Linked DNA regions of Homo sapiens: region 2 is linked to region 1. A link is a loop called in an ENCODE intact Hi-C map of the cell type or tissue named here. Cell type or tissue: PC-3. All regions are shown on one strand. Each heading gives the region's core, and the rest is flanking DNA. Links, peaks and the distances in the headings are about the cores only. Region 1 overlaps IQSEC2 (IQ motif and Sec7 domain ArfGEF 2). Region 2 has its middle 9.9 kb from the start of IQSEC2.

Region 1 (5,359 bases), core at 1-5,000:
CTTTCTTGATCTCTGGGTCTGTCCTCTTCAGAGCTTCCCCTAGACCAGCATGTAAAAATCACAATCGCTACCTTTTACAGAGCTCTTCCAGGGGATTTATGTACGTTGTTTCACGTAATCCTATCATAATCCTGCAAGGTAGCTATTGGCAGTCCCATTTTACAGATGAAGTGACTAAGACTCAAAGTGGCGAGGTAACTTGCCCAAGGTAATAGAGCTGGTAAATGGTGAAGCCAGGATGAAAACCCAGTTATTTCTGACTGCAAAGCAAATCCTTCCCCCATTGTGGGAAACAAGTTCTCAGCAACTCCTGTTTCTCTTCTAAATACCCTAAAGTGGCAGAGCCAGGATTTAGACCCCAGTCTATCTGATCTCCAAAGCATTTATAGTACAGTAAAATGGTTAAGGGCATGGATGGATCATGGACTCAGACACATACGAGTTCAAATCCTGTTTCTACCACTTATTCACTGTATGAGCCTGGGCAAGTTACTTAACCTCTCTAAACTTCTGATTTCTCATCTGTAAAATGGGAATAATAACAGAAGTGCCTACTTTATGGGGTGGTTGTGATTATTCGGTGAAATAATCATGTAAAGTGCTCAGCTCTGCACCTGATACCTAGTAAGTGCTCCGTGAATGTTAGCTGTTATTGCTGATGTTGTTGTCACTTATCGAATGCCCATGTCCCAGAGGCTGAGCTAGATACTTTATATGCACTACCTCTGATCCTCACAATTGCCTTGCAAGATAGGATTTATCATCTCTGTTTTATGGTGAAGAAAGTATGAGGCTCAGAGAAGTGACTTATAAACACATACTACGTCGATGCCCACAGGAGGGAGGGGCAGCTTCGCGAGTGGGAGGTAGGCACACCTGAAGGCTTCGATGAGTCGCTCCACTTTCTGGGCCTCACCCTGAACCCGGATATGGGACTGGAACTTCCGGAGCGCATCATCCAGATCCATGGAGGAGAAGTCCATCTCATCCACCACACAGCTAAGGAGCAAAGAAGGAGGTGTGGCGCTTTCAATTCCTCTGCAGAAAACCTCTGACCCACCTGGACCTGCTCAAATGGACCAACACCCCCACTGATAGACTCTCAAATTCAGGACCTGTGGCCCGAGCAAGTACACATGAGGACAGAATGTTTGAAATCAAATCCATCTCAGAAAATTGAGGCAAGGCACGTGGTCACTAAAGGTCCTTTCCATCAAGCCACTCATTTCAGAGACAGGAAAACTGAGGCCCAAAACAGGCTACAGGATGAGCATGTCTTGCCCAGGGCCACCCAGAAGACTTTAGGAATAGAGCCAAACAAGATCAGACCCCTTTGGGGCAGAAGGGTACAGGGGCAGGAAGGTCTATTCATCCTGTTTTGAAAAGCTTATCTGAGCTAAAGGGACAGGCTGCCCCCTTCCTCCCTCTTGCTGTCCTTTTCCAGGAATCCCTGGCCCAGCCTGCCCCATCCTGGGGTCCTCACTCCAACACGTCTCTGTTGAACTGCTTCTGCCGGTTCCCTAGGAATTCCCCTATCATCTGCCGGCTGAGGCCTTTCCGCTCCAGGATGAAGTGAGCCACTCCCACCGGTGTGTCTGACAGGAAGCCCCGCTCGATCAGATACTGGATACCCTTCTCTGGCTTCCTGCAGAAAGAGGAGAGGTAGATGAGATGACTGTCCTCCTGGAACTGTGCTCTCTGTCTCATTTGTTGAACTAATTTTGGGCCCAACTAAGTCCGGCCTCAGAGGACCAACGAAGTCAAATACATAATTTGATCCAATCCCATCATGGCACAAGTGAGAAAACTGAGGCCCAGGGAGAAGAAGCCACTTGCCCATTTCAAGGAGCTTCAAAATCCCAAGGTATCTTCAACCCAACATCCCCCTTCACTGGAGCCACATCACAATTGAAAGAAAATCAGTATCTAATGAGAGCCTGCTCTATGCCAGGCTTGACATTCCCAGCAAGAACCGAGGAGAGGGCTGAGCACCTTCCCTCTGAGTCACAGACCCTCAGAGTAGGGAAGAAGTGAAGAGGTTACTTTGTTCCACGTCCCACATCCCACTCAGGCAGGTATCACCAACTTTCTCTGAGTGTTTCTGTAGACAAGGTGCCCCCTAGATTTCCAGGGAGCTGGGCCAAAATCTGGGTCACAGCTATCCCATATTCAGAACCCCAGAACCTTAGGACCCCACAAGGTTAAAATTTGGAAGGGACTGATGCCATAGGAGTCTCAGATCCATCACTTCCCAGTTGTATGACTTTGGACAATTCCTTTTGCTTCTCCAAGCCTTGGTTCCTTATCTACAAAATAGGAACACTACTGCCTGCCTTGCTGAGTTATTGTAAGAATTAAATATAGGTGGCAGTGTTTAATAAGCTATAAAGATGTAAGGCATTCAAGTAATGGCTTCCAATTACATCTAATGTTTTCCAATTACATCTAATATTTTCCAATTATTTTCTAATCAAATGTCACACTCCCACCTCACTCCTAAACACCTGGCAGAAGACCAGGCACCTAGAAAGAGCTTAGTCACAGTCACTGAAGGGTCCAGCACACCACCCTGCCCCCAACACCTCTTACATACACATTCTGCTAGTGGTAGGTGGAAAAATGGAAGCCCAGGGGAGGAATGCACCTTGCCCAGGGCTATGCAGTGAGTCTAGCCAAAGGCCGACTGAGGGGGCCAGGTCTCCTGTTTCCCAGACTAGGGCTCTTTCTACACCATATCACCTCCCCTCTAAAAAGGGAAGGTGGGGAGGACAAGGTTCAGAATCCATTTAGTGGGGTCATCTCACCCAAGATCAGACAGCCAGCCAGGGGCAGTACTGGGACCCGAGCCCAGGTGTGTTAAGGGACTCTCTACTCTGCCACCCTGTTGCCAATCCTCTTCCCTGAATGTCTGGGGAGAAATACCATTCCACAAAATGAAAGGATGGCAGAACGGGGATCACTGTGTGGAGTTCTGTCCCAGGAACCCAAGTGCATGTGGCAGGGTAGGAAGGGGTAAGCAGGCTAGAACGGGGAGCACGCACTTGTTGAAGAGGTTGAGGCCGATTCGGTAGTGCCGCCTCTGGACCACATCATTGTTGAAAGCTGGCGAGTCCCAGCTATGCCTTGTCTCCCGCTGGTAAGTCTGCTTGCACAGGCCGGTAGCCGGAGGCTCCCTTAGACTGTCCCGAGAAGAGGAGCCGGAGCTGCAGTTGATGGTCTCATTGGAATTGCTGGAGCTCTCAAGGCTCTCGTTATCTCCACCATCAGAGTTCTCGCCTGCTGCCTCGCACTTCCCCAACCTCCGACCCCCAGCCACACCACTGGGCCCAGTGCCACTGTTGGGGGCTGGTGGCAGGGGCCCTGGTGGGGCTGGGGCTGGGCCTTCAGGGGCTGGGTAGTGGCGGTGTGGGATCGGGGCCCTGCCTGGTGGCCCCTTGTGCTTCAGGGTCCCATGGGGGCTGCAGCCATCAGCCTCATACACCAGCTGGCGGTGGACAGAGCCGCGATCTGAGCGGTCACTCAGGTCCACGGAGCTGTCACTAGGAGGCTCAATGGTAAGCAGGGGAAGGTGGGCAGCCCGCAGCCGGAAATCCCGGCACTCCAAGCACCCGGGACCCCTGCGAGTGCCTTCCTCACGGCTACCGTCTTCCCGGGTTCCTGATGGCACTGGTGGAGGAACTGGCGGGAGAGGGGCTGGCGCCCAGAACTCGGGCCGGCCCTGGGGTGGGGGTTCTGTGCTGGGCAGTCGCTCAGGGGATTGTTGGGGAACTGTGTCATCCAGGTAGAGGGGAAGATCACTGAAGGATGTGGCTGAGCTGTCCTCTTGCTGTTCCTTTGACTCCCGCTTCTCCAGCTGGGCTGACCCTGGCTCCTCAGACATGGGCCCTGACGGGTGGCAGTTCAGGGCTTCGTCGATGGATTCAGCCAGAGACTTTACCTGTGCAAGGGGGGGAGGAGAGGAGGGAAAGGGAGAGAAAAGAAAGAAAGATAAAGGGAAGAATGGTGGAAGGTGGGAATGAGGGAGGGAGGTAAGGAAAAAGGGGGAGTCTTCCTGGTAGGTCAGCAAGGAGGGTGGATTCCCCTCCCCCAGCCCTGACAGGCTCTCTGTGGTCTGTAAAATGACTCCCAGGGAACCATTGTGAGCTCACAGGAGCTGAGACTAATGCCCACAAGTTCCCCACTCAGCTCACACCCCAATACCTCCTTTGTGTCCATTTAGACTCAAGCCAAACGTTACCTCCTCCCTGATTCAAGCCACATTCTTGCCTCTGCCATCCCCCAGAGTAAACCAAAATCCCAGTTTCCTCTGTGGGAATTCTCTTAGGAAATCCATAACATTTGACCTTGAGCATCTGGACCACAGCTGGTAATGCTCTCTCCCTGTGGTATCCAGACTCTAAACTGGCCGCTAATGATCCCTGCCTCCTGGTATTCACACCCTAGGGTACCACATTGTACCAGAGTTAGTCTGTGTGACAAACAGCATATGGCAGAAGCGAATGTATGTCACTTCTGAAATTAGGTTTTAAAAGACTGCAGAGGCTGGGCATGGTGGCTCATGCCTGTAATCCCAGCACTTTGGGAGGCCAAGATGGGAGGATCCCTTGAGCCCAGGAGTTCAAGAGCAGCCTGGGCAACATGGCGAGACTCTATCTCTACAAAAAATAAAAACATTAGCTGGGTGTGGTGGCACACACCTGTAGTCCCAGCTACTCAGGAGAGTGAGGCAGGAGGATCACTTGAGCCCAGGAGTTTGAGGCTGCAGTGAGCTATGATCACGCCACTACACTCCAGCCTGGCAACAGAGCAAGATACTGTCTCTAAAATTTTTATTTGTTTGTTTGAGACAGAGTCTTGCTCTCACCCAGGCTGGAGTGCAGTGGCACGATCTCACCTCACTGCAACCTGCACCTCCCAGGTTCAAGCGATTCTCCTTCCTCAGCCTCCCCAGTAGCAGGGATTACAGGTGCGCACCACCATGTTTGGCTAATTTTTGTATTTTTAGTAGAGACGGGGTTTCGCCATGATGGACAGGCTGGTCTCAAACTCCTGACCTCAGGTGACCTGCCCACCTTGGCCTCCCGAAGTGCTGAGATTACAGGCATGAGCTACCACACCTGGCCAAAAAAAATTTATTAAAAAAAAAAAAAAAAACTGCAAAACATTTTTTAAAAATTTAAAACATTAAAAAAAATTTTTTTAATGACTGCAGCTTGCATCTTGAGCACTCTTGGTCGCTTGTCACTTGTACTATTTCTCTCAGACCCCCCAACCTGGGGAAAGCCGCATCACGAACAGTCCTATGGAGAGGCCCACAGGGTGAGGCATTGAATCCTCCTGCCAACAGCCAAGTGGGTGA
Region 2 (5,371 bases), core at 111-5,110, 81 kb after region 1:
AGACAGGAGACCTTGTCTCTAAAAAAGAAAAAAAAGATAATTTTAAAGGCTCCTTCCGGCCCTGATTTGCACTACACAGTCCTAGATGTAGAAAAGAAGTCTGGCCGGGAGGTAAGGAGGGGGGACAGGAAAAAAAGAAACAAAGGTCTTTGAATGCTGGAACATTCCAGCCAGAAGCAATGAACCCTGACAGCCCCTGAGACACTCCTGAAAGGAAGAATGGTCCATAAACAGAACTCAAGCCTGCATTTCCCCAGTCCTACTGCATGTAACTCCTACAGGGCAGGAGAAATCAAAAAATCCGTTCCATTGCTCTCCACTGCCATCTAACTGGCTATTATTCAAGGAAGAACAGGTCAAGACTGCTGGAGCTGGAAAGAACCTTAGAGATCATGTAATCCAAACCCCTCATTTTATAACCGGATAAAAAGAGGCTCAGAGAGTTGAAAGGACTTGTCTCCTTGTTTGCTACTCCACCAGGGCCGTGGTGGAGTTCACTGTCATTGGAGGTCTTCAAATAGTGGCTGGACAACCTCATCAGGAGGGTCTGTTGCCTAGGGAATGGAAACACTACATGGAGGAGTTGAATTAAGATAATTTTGGCCAGGCATAGTGGTTCACGCCTGTAATCCCAGCACTTTGAGAAGCTAAGGTGGGAGGATCACTTAGGCTCAGGAGTTCAACACCAGCGTGGGCAATGTAGTGAGACCCTGTATCTACTGAAAAAAAAATTAGCTGGATGTGGTGGCATGCATCTGTGGTCCCAGCTACTCAGGAGACTGAGGCAGGAGGATTGCTTGAGGAGGGCAGAGATGGTTTTGTTGACCTTTCAATCCCCCAACCAGGCTTGGCCCTGGGTTCTTGCCCACTGTGGGTGAACAGTAAGCAGTTGGAAAATGGAACTGAATTGCCCAGAGGCACTGCAAGTAGAAGCTAGGCCTTTCAACCCCCAACCTATGATGCTTTCCATAACAAAATCTCATTCAATTCAGTTCAACAAACATTTATTGGTTTCTCTATGTGCCAGATCTGGAGCTACAGTAAAAGATAAACCAGAGGCAAGCTGTGCCCTCAAGGAGCAAACATTCCTCCAGGGAGCTAGGCTCTTCCCACCTCGGGCCCTGCACACCTGCTGTTCCTTTGGCGCGGAAAGTTCTCTTTGCTGCCTTTGCCCACTAAACTGCCTATTCATCCTTCAAATCTCAGATGAAATGTTGGCTCATCAGCGGCACCTTCTCTCACTCCCAAACTGGGCAGATCCCTCTGATACATTCTCTCAGTGAGTCCTTTTCATTCCTGAACTTAGCAAGTTTGTAATTCTATATTGATTTGTGCAGTTCTTGGTTTGCTAACCTCCTGCCTCCTCATTAGACTGTTAGCTCTACAAGGGCAGATACTGTGTTTTGCTTCCCACTGTATCATAAGCCTGGCCAAAAGCCAGGATAAGCAGTCCATGTTTGTTGAATGCATGAATCGACAACCTAATCGATTATGTAGACAGATAAATCATAACTACAATTCAATGTGATAAGAGGTATAGGGTAATAGAGAAATCATTTCTTTCTTTCTTTTTCTTTGAGACAGAGTTTCACTCTTGTTACCCAGGCTGGAGAGCAATGGCGAGATCTCGGCTCACTGCAACCTCTGCCTCCCAGGTTCAAGCGATTCTCCTGCCTCAGCCTCCCCAGTAGCTGGGATTACAGGCATGCGCCACCACACCCGGCTAATTTTGTATTTTTGTAGAGACAGGGTTTCTCCATGTTGGTCAGGCTGGTCTCGTACTACCAACCTCAGGTGATCTGCCTGCCTTGGCCTCCTAAAGTGCTGGGGTTACAGGCGTGAGCCGCCGTGTCTGGCTGAAATCATTTCTTTAGAAAGGAGGAGGCCAGCTCCTGCATCTATGGAGCTGGCCTTGGCTAGCCTTGCAGAACGCATATACGGCCAGACAATCAAAGCATGGGGCAAACGGCATAGCTTTGTGAAAGCGCCCATTGTGTTCAGACAAACCAAAGCTACTTGTCAGCATCTCTCCATTTCCCCAGTCCCCTAGGAAGCAGGCAGTTCTGCCACAGTGGGACAGACTGGCCACCACCTGCTGATTCGGGTTCGGGCACAATTGGCAGTCAGACCACAGGGCAGAACTGAAAGGAAACTCCTGGAATTCGGAATTCACAAATCTCTCTATTTCTCAGGATTCTGCTCTCCAGGAGGAAGATTGAGAGATCTGATTGGGGCCGGGTGCGGTGGCTCACGTCTGTAATCCCAGCACTTTGGGAGGTCAAGGCAGGTGGATCACCTGAGGTCAGGAGTTAGAGACCACCCTGGCCAACATGGTGAAACCCTGTCTCTACTAAAATACAAAAAATTAGCCAGGCGTGTTGGCGTGCGCCTGTAATCCCAGCTACTTGGGAGGCTGAGGCAGGGGAATCGCTTGAACCCGGGAGGCGGAGGTTGCAGTGAGCCGAGATCGTGCCACTGCACTCCAGCCTGGCAACAGAGCAAGATTCTGTCTCAAAAAAGAAAAGAAAAAAAAAAGAGAGAGAGATCTGATTGGTCCTGGAATGAGGGATCAGTTCTGCACCTTTCCGGTGGGATAAGACCTACTCCCAGGCATAAGAGAGTATTGCCCTCTAGTGGTAATAATAATGATAATGATGATAATGATAATGATAATGATAATGATAATGATAATAACAACTAGTGGATGTGGTCCTTGCTTGGGAGATCAACCATACCCGTTTGCCCAAGATTGTTTTAGCACTTGAAAGACCCACATCTCAAGAAACCTCTGAGTCTCAGGCAAGCCTACTCCTTGATGGTGTTCAATGCACTCGTATACACATGATCTCATTACATGGCTCCTAACCCTCGATGCCAGGAATCAGGATTCAGTCTGCACAGATCTGTAGAGCTTTAGAGATCCAGCCCATTTTCCAGATGAGGAAACAAAGCCCAAGAGGAGGGAAAAAATTTCCTTCGTCAGCATTACATTACAAATTAATGGCAGAACCAGAATCAGCATCTAGGTGTCCAGGTCCACAGCCCCGGCCACTGTTGCCCCTGGCTGGCATGCCCTCAGCTACTCTGTCAGTTTGTCTAGGTCCCATGTCCTCCAGACTCGCTAAACTACTCACCCCTTAATCCTTTCAGAAAACTTCCCCCTCTGAAAGCCTGAAACACTCATTTGACACTTAGCATGTGCTATAGGTACCGTTTTTTATCCCTTAAATGTATAGTTCAAAAAAAAGAAAGCTCCTCAGCTCCCCACAAGCCCAACCCCCAGAGATACTAACAAGGAGAGCGGCCTCTGGTCAGAAGAGTCTCAGGAGTGGCCCTAGTTGGTCCAGGGCCCCGAGGAAAGTGCATTTGGCACTGCAGAGCAAGAAAGGAAGCAGAGGGAGGCTTTTGCAATCACCAGGTGGGATGGATTTGAGAGCCAAGAGCTGAGGAGAGGTGAAAAGGCATCCTTGCAGCCTCAAGACAAAAGGAGAAAGTGAGAGCCTTCTTTGCCCCAGGGATGCCGCCAGGGAATGGGTCCTGCTTTTTCTGCTGCCAAAATTGCTGTGCCCTTCTCCGTTCCCCTGGTCCCTGACAAGGACCCCCAAAATCAGCTCTTGCCTTTCCCCTCCACTGAGACAAATTTGCAAACTCCCACATCTCTGTGGAAACGGCAGAGAGCAGGAGAGAAGAAAAAAGGAGAAAAAAATCCACCCACATGCCAACAAACTGGAAAAAAAATAACCCAGGCCTTGTCGCACTCAGCTGTTGGCTTGCTGCTCCCTCCCACTGTGGCGGCTGCTCCTGCCTCCTGGACATGGACCCAATGCTGTGCAGTTCCCCTTCCCATCTGGAGCTGGCTTTTGTCAATGCCCCTTGTCCCTACCCCCACCCCAGCTCTGGGAGAGAGAGTCCTGGAGTCCAGGAGGAGGAAAGCTGGAAGGGAGGACCGGCAGAGCCACCCAGGGCTGTGGCTGACCACAGACTCTGTGCCCATCACCGTCTCCCAAACTATGGAGGGGAACTTCCTCCCCTCCCAGGGAAATAAGTTAAGGAGATGGGGCACTGCCCACAGGCTGGCCCCACCAGGCCACTTCTGTCTCAGAGGCTGTCCCCTGCGTCTTCTGTCCTCCCTCCCCCAAGCCCTTCCCCTTGGCTGCCTCTCTCTACCATTTTCAAGCTCTGTTTTCAGTCTAACTCCTTCTATTTTCATCTTTTTGTGCCCTCGCCTTTCTTCACCTTCTGCTCCAGTTCTGGGCACCATATTTAAACAAAGCAAAACAAAACAAAATGGAGTGTGTTGCTAGGAAAGGAGGGATGTAGAAATCATCACTATTAGGAAAACGGAGATGTTTTGCCCGTAGAAAGGAGGATATGGACTCAGAGGAGCATGGAAGGATAGAAACACAAGGAGCTTTTTGGATAACCTTATTTTACAGATGAGGTGATCGAGGCCCAGAGAGGGAAGAAGACCTGGGGCTACCATGCAGAAGAGGGGACAGCTTTGTTCTGTGGGCCTCCAGAAAAAAGAAGGAGGACCAGTGAGTACGATTTATGAAAAGGCAGATTTATTTATTTATTTATTTAGAGACAGAGTCTCACTCTTGTTGCCCAGGCTGGAGTGCAGTGCCATGATCTCAGCTCACTGCAGCCTCTGCCTCCAGGTTCAAGCAATTCTCCTGCCCCGGCCACTCGAGTAGCTGGGATTACAGGTGCCCACCAACATGCCTGGCTAATTTTTGTATTTTTAGTAGAGACAGCGTTTCACCATGCTGGCCAGGCTGGTCTTGAACTCCTGACCTCAAGTGATCTTCCCGCCTCGGCCTCCCAAAGTGCTGGTGTTACAGGTGTGAGCCGCCCGAGAAGGCAGAAGATTTAAATGACAGTTTTGTTTCTTCCTTCTAAATCCGTATTCCTGTTGTTTCGTTTCTTTGCCTTGTTTTGCAGGATCTCCAGTTCAATTCTGACCAAAAGGGATGATAATGAGCATCCTTGTGCTGTTACTTATGTTAAAGGGGAAGATGTCAATGTTTCATCATTAGACATGGTCTTCACTGGAGGATTCGGAGGATTTTGGAGGATAGTCTTTACTCTTTATCAGGTTAGGGAAGTTTCCTCTCATTCCTTTTTTTTTTTTTTTTTTTTAAGACAGGGTCTTGCTCTGTTGCCCAGGCTGGAGTGTGGTGGCGCCATCACAGCTCACTGCAGCTTTGACCTCCCAGGCTCAAGAGATTCTCCCACCTCAGCCCCCCTAAGTAGCGGCGACCACAGGTGTATGCCACCACACCTGGCTATTTTTTGTAGGGATGAGGTTTCACCATGTTGCCCAGGCTGTCTGGAACTCCTGGGCTCAAGCGATCTGCCCATCTAAGCT

The links. A loop is a pair of places that touch in the nucleus more often than their neighbours do. Peaks named below come from ENCODE experiments on the same cell type or tissue, not always from the same donor. Only the 100,000 strongest peaks of a DNase experiment are listed, where the experiment ranks them.
Region 2: it touches region 1 in a loop (16-fold over the local background); 4 of 110 quality-filtered maps call a loop at or near these places.

What each region holds. Positions count from the first base shown.
Region 1 is chrX:53,247,238-53,252,596 of GRCh38, forward strand. IQSEC2 (IQ motif and Sec7 domain ArfGEF 2) reads right to left here. Exons shown (of 15, transcript NM_001111125.3): 5 at 3,042-3,937; 6 at 1,484-1,645; 7 at 877-999. Among named protein-coding and RNA genes, the nearest start is that of KDM5C, 25 kb to the left of the region's middle. In PC-3, for the core only: a CTCF peak has its summit at 2,339; no DNase peak of the experiment used is centred there; H3K27ac peaks cover 1,126 bases.
Region 2 is chrX:53,328,581-53,333,951 of GRCh38, forward strand. No RefSeq gene overlaps it. Among named protein-coding and RNA genes, the nearest start is that of IQSEC2, 9.9 kb to the left of the region's middle. In PC-3, for the core only: a CTCF peak has its summit at 2,644 (motif pointing left); no DNase peak of the experiment used is centred there.